2 separate regions of the Homo sapiens genome follow, and region 2 is linked to region 1. Evidence: chromatin contacts called from ENCODE Hi-C data. All regions are on one chromosome and are shown on one strand. Each heading gives the region's core, a stretch centred on a gene start or an enhancer-like site at or near the end of the contact. The rest is flanking DNA. Distances are from core to core; before and after follow the strand shown. Region 1 holds the start of CHEK1 (checkpoint kinase 1). Region 2 holds the start of NFRKB (nuclear factor related to kappaB binding protein).

Region 1 (6,216 bases), core at 269-2,768:
TCTCCCCAGGATTGCCCACGAAAATTAACAGCTCTTGCCTTCCCCTTCTATCTCATCCACATTTATCCAAGTCTTTCAACCACGAACAACTATTCTAAACCTGACCATTTTGTCGTGTAAATCACAATCGCCACTCCCAAGCACACCGAAGGTTGAAATTCTGCCCTCCTCAGGCCCCAGAGGAAATTAATTGTTGTTATGAAGAGGTGGGAGACAAATGCTTTCCGGCGAACGACTGGGGAAGGAGGAGGGAGAGGTGGGGGTCTGGGGAAGAGAGGAAGAGGATATAGGGAGCGGTATGGGGCAGAAAACGCCTGCGGCAGCGCCTCCTCCCAATTGCTCAATTCCAATTCCCATCCCCATCCACAGCCCCACCCGTCCCAAAGGCCGGGGCGGGGCCAAACTGCCCCCAGAGGCGAAAGGAAGGGCTGGGACTCTTCCTTGGGGTTCTTAGCTAGCAGCGGGTTAGTCCCTCCTGCCCCCGCCCCCACAACGGGAACCTCCTGGTACCATTCCTCCACCCTCCGAAACCGCCCCTCCGCAGGAGTCTCTCCAATCCCCTGCGCTAGTCAATGCTAACTTTCTCCCACCATGCCCTCCCTCACTAATCTAGACCCCGAACTCCTTCTTTAGAAACCTTCCCTACTCTACCGGCCGCCCTTCCTCACCGGACTGTCCTTTGCCCACCACTGCAGGAATCCAAATGCAGCGCTTTTCCCGCCAAAACTTGAGGGCGTCACGCTGCCGCAAACTCGCGCACCCGCGCCGTAAAGCAAGACAGCGCGCGTTCCCGTGTCCTGCCCCTCTGAATGTCGGCGGCTCCAAAAGGGTGACGTGGAGATGTTGCCGCTCCCGCCCAGGGCTGCTTTGCAGTCGGGGAGAGATCCTGGCTGAAGAGATTTAAGGACGGCGGACCGCATCGGCGCGAATTGAGCTCTGGGCCCAAATATGAAGTGGCATCCGGTGTGAGGCTCGACTGGGCGGTGCTCGAGCGCTGCTGGGGGAAGCCCAGGCCTCCAAGCCTCAGGGGCGCGCGACCGACCGCGCTGCGCTTCCAGGCGGGGCTGCGGGCTTCGCTCCTGGCCGCTCTGGGCCTGAAAGGCTGCACCGCCACCTGCGTGAGGCCACCGGACAGGACTGTGAGGATCACAGTCGGTGAAGCAGAGTGCTTTGTAAACCTCAGAGTGCGGTACTCGTGGTGCTGGAGCCGAGAAACCAGCAGCAGCTGCTGAGAGCCGACTGTGAAGAAATGGGAGGAACTCCGTGTTGGGAGCGAGAGGCTTCGAAAGAACTGGCCACGCAGTCAAGTGTGTGTGGCGGGGCAAGTTTCCCGGAGAAAGCGAGCAGTTTATGTTGGAGCTTGAAGTCAGGATAACCAGTTTTGCCTTTTTTCTGTGAACCAGCTCCAAAACAATGCTTTACTTCAGCCCGGTCTTTTTGCAGGAAGACCATCTGCTTAGCTTAGTTCTACAAACTTTTTCATTTTTAATGTGCAAAGAACAGGCGGGGAGAGCCAAAATAAATCTTACAACGCAAATTTAAAAGCTGCGTACGTCATTTAAGTGGAAAAGTAAATTCTGAGGAAAGAGACTCAAGAACAAAATAGGAAAAATGGAAATAAGTATTCTCTGACAGTAAACTAGACTGGAACTCAGGGATAGGCAGGATCATCTCCATTACATTCTCCAGCACTGGCCGGGCGCAGTGGCTCCTGCCTGTAATTCCAGCACTTTGGGAAGGCGAGGCAGGAGAATGGCTTGAGGCCAGGAGTTCAGGACCAGCCTGGGGAACATAGGGAGACCCCATCTCTACAAATAAAAAAATTTAGGAATTAGTCGGGCTTGGTGGTGTGTCCCTGTAGCCCTAGCTACTTGGGAGGCCTAAGCAGAACAATCGTTTGAGTCCAGGAGTTAGAGGTTAGTGAGCACTACTGCACTCCAGCCTGGGCAACAGCATGATTCCGTAGGAAAAAAACATATTTTTTTATATGTATATATTTTATATATATACATATATATTTTCTTAGTCCTTAAGACTGGGCCACATACAAACACTAAGCATAACTGGCTATTATGATAATAGTAAAGTGAAACAAGTATAAAATGTTACTCAAGGCCGGGGCCTGGTGGCTCACACGTGTAATCCCAACACTTTGGGAAGCTGAGGCGTATGGATCACCTGAGGTCAGCAGTTCAAGACCAGCCTGGCCAACATGGTGAAACCCCCGTCTCTACTAAAAATACAAAAATTAGCCGGGCACGATGGCGAGTGCCTGTAATCCCAGCTACCCAGGAGGCAGAGGCTGCAGTGAGCAGAGATTGTGCCACTGCACTCCAGCCTGGGCAACAGAGCAAGACTCCGTCTCAAAAACAAACAACCAACAACAAAAACACACATTTCTTTTAAAGAAGCAAAGTCAGGAACAAAAATCAAGGAAAAAACTCTTAAAATGCTTATGTGTATAGTTTTGAATCATGACATCACAGATTAGGCTTCATGTAATCTTTTTACAGTTTGTTGTTTTTGGAGACAGGGTGTGTTGCTCTGTCACCCAGGCTGGAGTGCAATTGGGCAGTCTTAGCTCACTGCAGCCTGGAACTCCTGAGCTCAAGTGATCCTCCTACCTCAGCATCCCAAGTCACTGGGATTACAGAAGCGAGCCACAGGGCCTGGTATAAAAATAAAAGCAAGTTTTTATATCATTTATCCCATTTTCTCTTGTTTCCTCACTGTGTGCTGAAAACAAAGAATACGAAGAGGAAGACCTGCAAATTTCCTGTGTGTCTGATGGAGTCTTTTTAGCCTGAAAAAAAAAAAAAAAAAGATATACAGACTCCAGCAGAATACCAGTTAAAGACAGAATACATAGAAATAGCCTCTATTCTCTTCTGAAAGCCCACTAAAATATTTTAATAGTAAAGGATACCAATATTTAAAAGAACCCATAAGAACAGAGTATGAGACACATTTTGGAAAGCAGAAAGCCTTTAGATGAAAGGTAATGAAGATGAATCCCAAAGCTAGCAATGGAAAGCAGAATTAACATCACAGAACTCTGAAAAAGCTCAAGTTGAACTGGTGACACCAGGTAACTGAAGGTGGAGGTAAAAATGGGGCTAAAAGGGGTAGGTTTAAAGGCTACATAAAAAACAAATAGATCCCCGTATCCCTTCCCTTTCTATGTAACCAAGGAACTGTCCCTCCCCAAAGCTGGTACGAGATTTAAGAGGGTAAATGCACAGTATGTGAACTGGAGACCATTAGGCACAGTTAAAAGCTTGGGCACCTTACTGAAAACGGAGGGATTAAGTTTAAGTTTTATCCACTGAAGGTTGAGCCTGTTACAACTTCTTTCCCTACTCTACTCCCAGAAAGCTGACTGCCTGGCTTACATCCTTGAGTAAGAGAATATGCAAGCCTTCTCAAGGGAATCTTACCTATGCAAAAGATAAAAATCTAAAAATCAGTATCATGGATTTCCCAATGTAACAGCCCAGCCAGATCACAGTAGATTGAAACCCACATTATTAATCCCCATCTACACCCCCTACAAACAGACCTTTCAATCAGCTTTTTTGGGTCCCACTCTTTTTTTTTTTTTTTTTTTTTTTTGAGACAGTCTTGCTCTGTCTCCCAGGTTGGAGTGCAGTGGCATGATGTCTGCTCACTGCAACCTCCACCTCCTGGGCAATTCTCATGCCTCAGCCTCCCCAGTAGCTGAGATTACAGGGTGTGTACCCCACACCCAGCTAATTTTTGTATTTTTAGTAGAGACAGAGTTTTCCCACGTTGCCAGGCCGGTCTCAAACTCCTGGCCTCAAGTGATCTGCCTGCCTCGGCCTCCCAAAGTGCTGGGATTACAGGCATGATCCACTGCGCCCTGCCTAGGGTCCCACTCTTAAAGAGGAGCAGACTAGCAAGAATTTGAGAAAGTCTTTAATATGAAAGACATCAAAACTATGCTTAGTGTTCATTAGCCATGTTGCCCAGGCTGGTCTTGAACTCCTGGGCTCAAGTGATCCGCATGCTTCAGCCTCCCAAAGTGCTGGGATTACAGGCATGAGCCACTGCACCTGGCCTAGATTTGAGTTTTTTATGCTAAGTACACAATAACAGTGAAAATGAAGAGTACACTTTTTAAAAAGATAGCTTCATGTAGCCTAGAAAGTAACAAAATTAAGATCCTCAGAGCAACAACTGTAGCGACAAGTTAAAAGTTATCCTATGTATAGTATAAAGGAAGATCATTAATAATTTCTAACTGGTATTAATCATATTGATAAATAATTCAGAATAACCTCTTCCACTAAAGATTCTTTATAGAAATCAAGTAATGTACTTACATATAGTAAATCAAATCTTGAGGCTAAATCTCACCCACAGTTGAAGAACATGGTATATAAATTGGTTTGGAAGGCTAAGTGCCCTGGCTATACAAATATACAACAGCATATCCCTTAGGAGCACCACTATGACTAATCTAAAAGTTATGCAATTCCTCCTGTTCCCTTAAATGGATAACACTAAACAGTTAGCTTTTATTAACGCCTTAGGGTTTATATACATCAGTGATATATTCATAGGCTCTTTGTCCTGATATTAAATGTCCTCAAGGACCACTGTGCTTCCCAGTTAAATTGTTTTTGTTTAGACAAGATTTCACTGTCGCCCAGACTGGAGTACAGTGGCACAATCACAGTTCACTGTAGCCTCAACCTCCCAGGCCCAAGTGATCCTCCAATCTCATCTTCCCGAGTAGCTGGGACTACAGGTGTACACCACCATACCTGGCTAATTTTTATTTTTCATAGAAACAATCTCCTTATGTTGCCCAGGCTTAAAACTTTTTAAGAAGTTTCTCCTCTTTTCTTGCAGGCAGGCTGGCACTGCTCTCTAGGGACCTGTTACTGGCAATGCTTCCCCTTTTAATTTGTATCTTATTTGGAAAGAGCTTCAAAATTAGGTAGTTGAACTTGGTAACAATATACAACAGCAACACATAGGCTAAGACTAAGGGAAAAAGAAGCTCACCTTTGAACAACCACAAGAGTTTTGAGTAAAGGGTCATTCCTGTGTCATGAATAAGTGAGAGTACTGAAAAGCTCCATTTCAAATTGATATGTATGATTATATTTAAGCTGATTCAAAAACACCTACTGACCATCAAGCTCTATATGTAATGCTGGAAGAGTTTCTTCCTCTCCATTGATAAACCAATAATTTCACTGTTTGTCTTGAGTCTTCAAAACTGCTGATTTATAAAGTCAAAGAGCGTCTAAGGATAAAAGACATTGAGAACAGAGACATAGTAGCCCAGAAAGGCACTCTTCTAGCACTCTTCTGGTCCCACATTTATTCATTCAATAAAAATTTATTGAGCCACGCTGTTTCCAAGGAATTGTACTAGGTGCTGCAATGCAAAGGGTTATGACAAAACTGTCTGTAAATGTAGGATCTGAATTGGTCTTTGATAGTTTTCCTGATTTGAGAAAGAAGTCTCTATTTGGCTAATTTAGGGAGCTAAGAGAATGGACAAGGTCTGCTTATGTCCTTCTGGCAGCCTAGCATAGCTTTTGCCTCCCTCAAATCAGTTATAAGTCAAAACAAATAAGGCACATTTTTTAAAAAAATTCCCCCCTTTAATTGACCAAAGTAAAGCCATGACATTTCATTTGGTAACCTGTTTAGAATTATAAAAATCATTTCATTTGGCCCAGCCCATACTGCCCAAGACAAAACTTCCAGACAATTCTGATGCCATCCAGTTTTGTTCTTACAAACTGCATATTAAAAAAAAAAAAAAAAAAAAATCTTCAACGTCCTAAATGTGATGTGCTCAGTGCGAAGCATATCAGAGCTGGACGTGACATTTATGTCCTTGACAAGCCTCGATTATCCAGGTCCTTTACCTGCAACATAAAGATGTCAGTTTAATATTTACAATCAGATCAACTTTGGAGAAATTTTCTACTAAAATGGATTCACCCAGAGTGGGCAGGATTATGTTGGGTTCTGCAGCCTGGTTTAGGGCTGTGAATACACAAGCACTGACTAGAGACTAGATTCTCTCTGCTTAGCCTTTTGGAATACCTCTGTGAGGACCAATATTACTGATCTACCCTCCACATAGATCAAGGGTTCTCAATCTTTTCTTATATGAGAGATATACTCCTATGTGGTTCTATATGACTCTATATACCTTAAGTTCTTCAGAGA
Region 2 (6,555 bases), core at 4,056-6,555, 4.3 Mb before region 1:
TGTTAAAAGAACTTTATTGATGTGTAGATTTCGCACTTTATTTCTGAGACTGCGTTCATGTAGTTGTTCCCCAATGTTTGAGTACTAAGAGAACTTGAGAAAATTACTTCATAAACATATGGAAACTGAAAATGGACTCTCTTTGTGACAAAGATATTCAACAGAAAATATTGACCCTGCATTGCAAAACACAGGTTCGGGTTCCCTAAGTCCCACAGTGTAATGATTACAAATATCCTAGTGTCCGGTCTAGAAAGACTTTCTAGGAGAAGACTAGTGGAATTTTCTAAAGGTTCAGTTTTAGCTTTTATAACTTAAATTTGGCCCTGTTACGTTCTTTTTAATTTGAACCATAAGGTATCTCCCCTCCCTTCAGGAATAACTTATTGGAAAACTGAAAAGAATCACTGAATGGAATGTTCATTTTATGGCAGTTGTTTTAAGTTTTAAAATACACAGAGGAAAATATTGTGGAAGGACCTCTTTGTTGCTTTCCCTTCTAAGTTGTCTTCTTCTTCTTCTTCTTCTTCTTCTTCTTTGGTCCTTAAGTGAAATAAAGACTCTAAAACTAATTTGTATATTATCAGCCAGAGATGCGGATGGCAGTCGAGCCAAATCGCATGGCTTTCAGATCAGGTATTCTGCACATTCATTCCAAGGTCATAGATTTTTAAAAGGACCTGGATTTGAAGAGATGGCAAATGATGAGCCATCAGAAAACTTAATTTGGAAAACATGTATGTAGCCAGTGTGGATATTGTGGCCTCTCTCAAGACACATTGACACTGTAGACTTCATTCAGTCCAGTGTGAGTATTTTGGAGTAGGTTGGATGTAGATTTTGTTTTTATCATTGATTTGTACCGACAGAAATAGACATTTCATCATGTAAAATTCCTGTTATTCTGGAAAAACCTATTGTTTTGATCTTCTTGTTTTCTGACTTGGAAGTATCCTTTCAAAAAAACTCTTAAGATATCTAGGTCTAAAAAGCACTTCATGAGATGCTAAAGCTGACCCACTGGTTGAAAATGTTGACCCTATCCTGTTATTTAAATGTGAACATTTATTGTACATTCAGTGAGTTATAGTGTTAATAGTCTTGTGCTATGCAGCAGGTGTAAAAATTAATAAATATATTTTTTAATAAACATGTTTGTATGTGTGAAGCTACAAGAGCTATTTTTTTTTCTTTGAAGAATTGCAACTTTTGGTTTCCAGCGTGGCATACAGGAAGCTTGGAAGTTGTCCCTCCATCCTAGCAATAAGTAAGAAGCTGAGCAAATGGAAAGATCAACATCTCTCCTTAGATCCATCAGAAAGTTGAGCCCACAGGACAAACTGCTGTCCCCAAAATTGGAAAGACAAACAGGCAAATACAGAGAATCATAGCTTATTGAACAGAAACCCGTGAGAAAAAAATCCACGATCAATAACCTCTATGAGAACCAGCGCCAGGGTAGGAAAACTTGAACTATATTTGATGAATTGCTGCAGGCTCAGCGTGGAGAAATCTGAGAGGTTAAAAACTCCAGGGAACTCAGTCACTGGAGGGGGGGTCAAGGGAGACCCACACTTTTGTGAGTTTTATCCCCAGGAGCTTGACTAGGTTCTCACAGTGAAATTTGGAGAAAAATTCCCTCATGCTTCCAGCAGAGGAAGGGGAGAAGGAACCATTTTGAAATACTCCAGAGCTTTCTGATCTTTCTATTATAACAAGCACCGAACCTGCTGAAGTTATAGCAGAACCTCAGTCACCTGGAGGAAAGGAAATAGCCAGCCCCAGCCCATTCCAGCCATTGTCCCTCATCTAAGAGGGGATAACTGCGTAGCATTCGTGAAGTTCACAGTCCAGAGGCACAGGCTCACCAGAAGACTGAGGCCTCCTTTAGGAATACAGAATGCTTCCCCAACCCCAACACCTTACCACCACATTGCTAAAGGCCTACTTACAGAAGCTCTCTCTACCTGGCACATCATGACCAGCTATCAAGAAAAACATTACAAGGCATACTAAGAGGCAAAAGACACAAGTTTGAAGAAAGAGAGCAAACATCAGACCCAGAATTAGATATGGCCGAGATGTTGGAATTCACAGACTGGGAATTTGAAACAACTGTGATTAATATGAAAAGGGCTCTACTAGAGAAAGTAGACAACAAGCAATAACAAACAATGTAAGGAGAGAGATGGAAATCCTAAGAATGAGCTAAAATGCTAGAGATAAAAAATGAAGAGTAGGCTGGGCACGGCAGCTCATGCCTGTAAACCCAGCACTTTGGGAGGCTGAAGTGGGTGGATCATTTGAGGTCAGGAGTTCAAGACCAGCCTGGCCAACACGGTGTAACCCTGCTTCTACTAAAAATACAAAAATTAGCCAGGCGTGGTGGTGGGTGCCTGTAATCCCAGCTACTCAGGAGGCTGAAGTGGGAGAATCGCTTGAACCTGGGTGGTGGAGGTTGCAGAGAGCTGAGATTGCGCCTCTGCACTCCAGCCTGGGTCACAGTGCAAGACTCCACCTCAAAAAAAAAAAAAAAAAAAAAAAAAACATGAAGAGTAGCTGTGAGAGGCTAAATGGTAGACTAGACACATCTTAGGAAAGAATTGCTGAGCTTAAGGATATCTCAATAGAAACCTCTATAACTGAAAGACAAACAATATCCAAAAACTGTGAGATGATGAAAAAAAGGTATAACTATGCCTCATGGGAATACTAGCAGAAGACAGAGAAAGGAACAGAAGAAATATTTGAAGCAATAATGATTGATTATTTCCCCAAATCAATATGGAAGATGAAACCACAGATCCGGGAAGCTCAGAGGACACACAGGATAAATGCAAAAAAATCCTTCAAAACCAAAAAACAAATGAACAAAAAATGACTTTTCTTCAGAAACTGTGCACACAAGGAGCGAGTGGAATGAAATGTTTAAGGTGTTGAGAGAAAAAAGCAGTGTCTAACCTAGAATGCTGTAGCCCATGAAATTATCCCCCAAAAGCAAAGGGGATTTGTTGCCAGTAGACCTGCCTTGGAGAGAATGTTAAGTTTTTCAGAGAGAAGAAAAATGATAAAAGTCAGAACCTCAGATCTATATAAAGAAAGAACATCATTATTACCTTTAATAATGAAGGTAAAGGAAAAGTCTTACTTATTCTTTGTTGTTTTATTTTTCTTTTTACTTTTTTGAGACAGGGTTTCACTCTGTTGCCCAGGCTGGAGTGCAGTGGTGCAATCACAGCTCACGGCAGCTTCGATCTCCCTGGCTCAAGCGATTCTCCCACCTCAGTCTCCTGAGTAGCTGGGACTACAGGCACGTGCCACCACACCTGGCTAATTTTTTGTATTTATTTTAGTAGAGATGGGGTTTCACCATATTGCCCAGGCTGGTCTCCAATTCCTGGGCTCAAGTGATCCACCCATCTCAGCCTCTCAAAGGGGAAGATCCTGGGCATTGGGACTGAGGTGTTTTTGATACGTTCATGCAAAGATGCCTGGAGTGGGTGGTTGGATTTCTGGGTTGTTTGATTCATAATTGCTTGATTCATAATTGCCAAAACCTGGAAACAATGAAGATATCTTTCAGTAAGCGAATAGATAAAACTGTGATATATCGACACAATGGAATATTATTCAGCACTAAAAAGAAATAGGAGCTATCAAGCCATGAAAAGACATGGAGGAAACTTCAATGCCTGTTACTACGGGAAGGAAGCCAATCTGAAACGGCTACATACTATGTAATTCCAACTAGATGACACTCTGGAAAAAGGCAAAACTATGGAGACAAAAAGATCAGCGGTTGCCAGGGGTAGAGGAGAGGGAGAGATGAATATGCAGAGCACAGATGATTTTTAAGACAGTGAAATTACTCTGCATTATACTGTGATGGTGGGTAATGATGTATCAATGTAGGTTCATCAGTTCTTTTGTTTGAGATGGAGTCTCGCTCTGTCTCGCTCTGTCGACAGGCTGGAGTGCAATGGCTCAATCTCGGCTCACTGCAACCTCCGCCTCCCCGGTTCAAGCAATTCTCCTGCCTCAGCTCCCGAGTAGCTGGGACTACAGGTGCCCGCCACCACGACCGGCGAATTTTTGTATTTTTAGTAGAGACGCGGTTTCACCATGTTGGCCAGGATGGTCTCGATCTCCTGATCTCGGGATCCGCCCGCCTCGGCCTCCCAAAGTGTTGGGATTACAGGCGTGAGCCACCAGGCCGGGCCGGGTTCATCAGTTCTAAGAAATGTACCACTCTGGTAGAGGATGTTGATAAAGGGAAGGCGATGCATGTGGGGAGGTGGGGCGGGGAGTATTTGGAAAATATCTTTCTGCTCAATTTTGTTAACTTTAAACCACTTTAAAAAAACAAAGTCTATCAAAAATTATAGTTTACATTGTTTTTACTCTTTTTCTCTTTCTGGTCTTGTCACAATCTCAAGGTAAGGGAAATATCGGTGACAACTATAGAGTGATATTCCACTGCCATTTATACTCGATAGTTTCTAATTCAAGAGCCTCTCAACAGTGTAACAGGAACTTAGAGCATATGTGGAGCCAGTAGAGGAACAGAGATCGGGTTGTTTGGAAACTACTCTCTTCCAGGAAGGGAAGAACATTAGCTCGGCCGGCCGGCTTCTCTGGTCCCATCCACACACAGAACTGAGGATGGTCTCTGCGCCACTGCTGGGAGTACCTGGAATAAGTAGTGTGAAGCCGTACTAAGCAAAACCCAGTGAATAACAGGAAAGGGGCCTTCATATCTAAGAAGAGGAAAATGATGGAGTTTAACTTTAAAATGTGATCCTTCGATGTGTTTACATTCTTTCTGGACATCGAGGGCCCGGGGACGGGAAGGAGGAATGAAGGAACTCGGAAGCACAGGCTGAGGTCGCGTTCTACTCATGTCCTCAACTGTAAAATGGGCACTAATAGTGCATAGCTCACAGGGCTGCAGCACAAAGACGGTGGGTAGAAAGTGCTTAGCATAGGGCCTGGGGCAGGGTATGCTCTCTGCAAACGTCAGCTAATAGACGTGCCTTCGCTCACGGGCTATGGAACTTTGATTCGCGGTCAGGCAAAGACAGGCACTGTCTGGGGCCTCTGGAAGCTCCTAAATCAGGTGAGACGCGCAAGCAGGCTGGAACCTGCATCCCCAGGCCCAGCCGCGCGCAGGCACCCTCGCCGACCCTCCGCTCTCCCGAGCCGCTCCAGGACCCGCCCGCTGTGGCCCCGCCCCGGCACCCTCCAGGCCCCGCCCCGCGCTGCCCCGCCCCTTCCGCCGCGCAGGCCCAGAGCGTGCGCGCACCCAGACTCCTTGCGGGAGCGAGTGCGTCTGGGAGCCCGCGGCCGGAGAAGGGCTGCGGGTTAGGGGGCCGGCGCCCGCGGTTCAGGTGAGGGCGGGCAAGGGGCGGCGAAAGGGTTGAAGTGTCTCCTGGGAGTGGAGGGAGCGGGAGCGGGCGGCTGGGTCCGCGAGGTCGCTGCCCGTGTGGGCGTGGGGAGCGGGAGCGGGGCGTGGGGAGCGGTGCGACGCGTGAGGCTGGGGGTTAGGGTTAGGCACGGCGTGGGGGAGGGGCGGGGCCGAGCCGTGCAGTTCTGAGGATTGGACCCGGGCCTTGGGCCAGCCGGGCTGGCACCGGAGGGGAATTTGCTGCAGAGTTGAGGGCTTTGGAGCCGGCGGTTGCTCTGGAAGGACCCGAGGGTTTAGCTTCTGCGTTGGGGAGGGTCCAGCGGGGAAAGTTAGACCAGGTGCTGAAAGCCAGTGATGAGAGGCCGAGAGGCCTTCGTGGTCTAGTGAAGAGGTTCAGAACGCCCGAAGATCTGGAAATCCTTGGCTTCCGGGGTCCAACTCCCTGGCAGCTGCCTGGTTTTGGTATTTTGAGATTCTGTTCAGAATAGTGGCAGTGCAAAGGTTGTCAGTGGACTAGATTAACTTTAGCTAGACACGCACCGTCACTGAAGAAACTTGTGAGCAAGTTGTATAGAGACCTCCTAAGAGGCAGGTAGGACACTGACTTTGCAGTTGATAGTCTGTTCTATGCCAGTTCTGTTAAGAAGGTTTTATTCTGAGCATCAGGTTGCTTCTGCAATTTTTTTTTGGTGCTATTTTGAAGTTTTGTTAAACTCACATGCTATGTGCTGTCTCACCCGCTTCACTTATTTAGGCATAGGCATGATGAGGATGTCATTTCACCATGTGCTGAAGGGTGATGAGGGGGCACAGTTGCTTGGGGACCACCCACGTGACTTGACTCAACGCTTAAGTTTCTGCTATATCTTTACATGGATCTGAAATCTCTTCAAGGGAGCTTGAAATAATTTAGTGGAACATGCTTCATTTTACATATAGTTATTCTAGAACTGTTCTTTATCATTGGAGAATTTTGGAAAAGAAAAGTACCTGTATTACGTAATTCACACTGTCACTCATCTAGAGATTATTCATTGCAGGATTCCAGAATTGGAAATAACGGGAGGGAGGACCTGGTCCAGCTTCCCTTCCTCAAATAAGGAAATTGACACCTGGCGTGGTAAGATTTGTGGAATGTGGTGTTTGTGGAA

Evidence for each region. A loop is a pair of places that touch in the nucleus more often than their neighbours do. Pooled maps may share reads with other maps.
Region 2: a loop to region 1 is called in a map of B cell, with 10 times the contacts of the local background. The contact joins the promoter of NFRKB here to the promoter of CHEK1 in region 1. A Hi-C loop is called at or near these places in 1 of 168 maps with a recorded cell type or tissue (B cell) and 5 of 50 pooled maps.

Annotation. Positions count from the first base shown.
Region 1 is chr11:125,620,465-125,626,680 of GRCh38, reverse strand. It overlaps CHEK1 (checkpoint kinase 1), which reads right to left and starts at 1,518. Exons shown (of 13, transcript NM_001114122.3): 1 at 669-1,518. LOC118567325 (a long non-coding RNA gene) reads left to right here and starts at 787. Exons shown (of 1, transcript NR_170378.1): 1 at 787-1,544. STT3A (STT3 oligosaccharyltransferase complex catalytic subunit A) reads right to left here. Exons shown (of 18, transcript NM_152713.5): 18 at 3,590-5,909. The coding sequence ends at 5,871. RefSeq lists enhancers at 1-26, 843-1,352.
Region 2 is chr11:129,894,328-129,900,882 of GRCh38, reverse strand. NFRKB (nuclear factor related to kappaB binding protein) reads left to right here and starts at 5,305. Exons shown (of 27, transcript NM_001143835.2): 1 at 5,305-5,387; 2 at 6,445-6,524. It overlaps PRDM10 (PR/SET domain 10), which reads left to right. Exons shown (of 21, transcript NM_199437.2): 21 at 1-1,172. RefSeq lists a silencer at 5,149-5,588.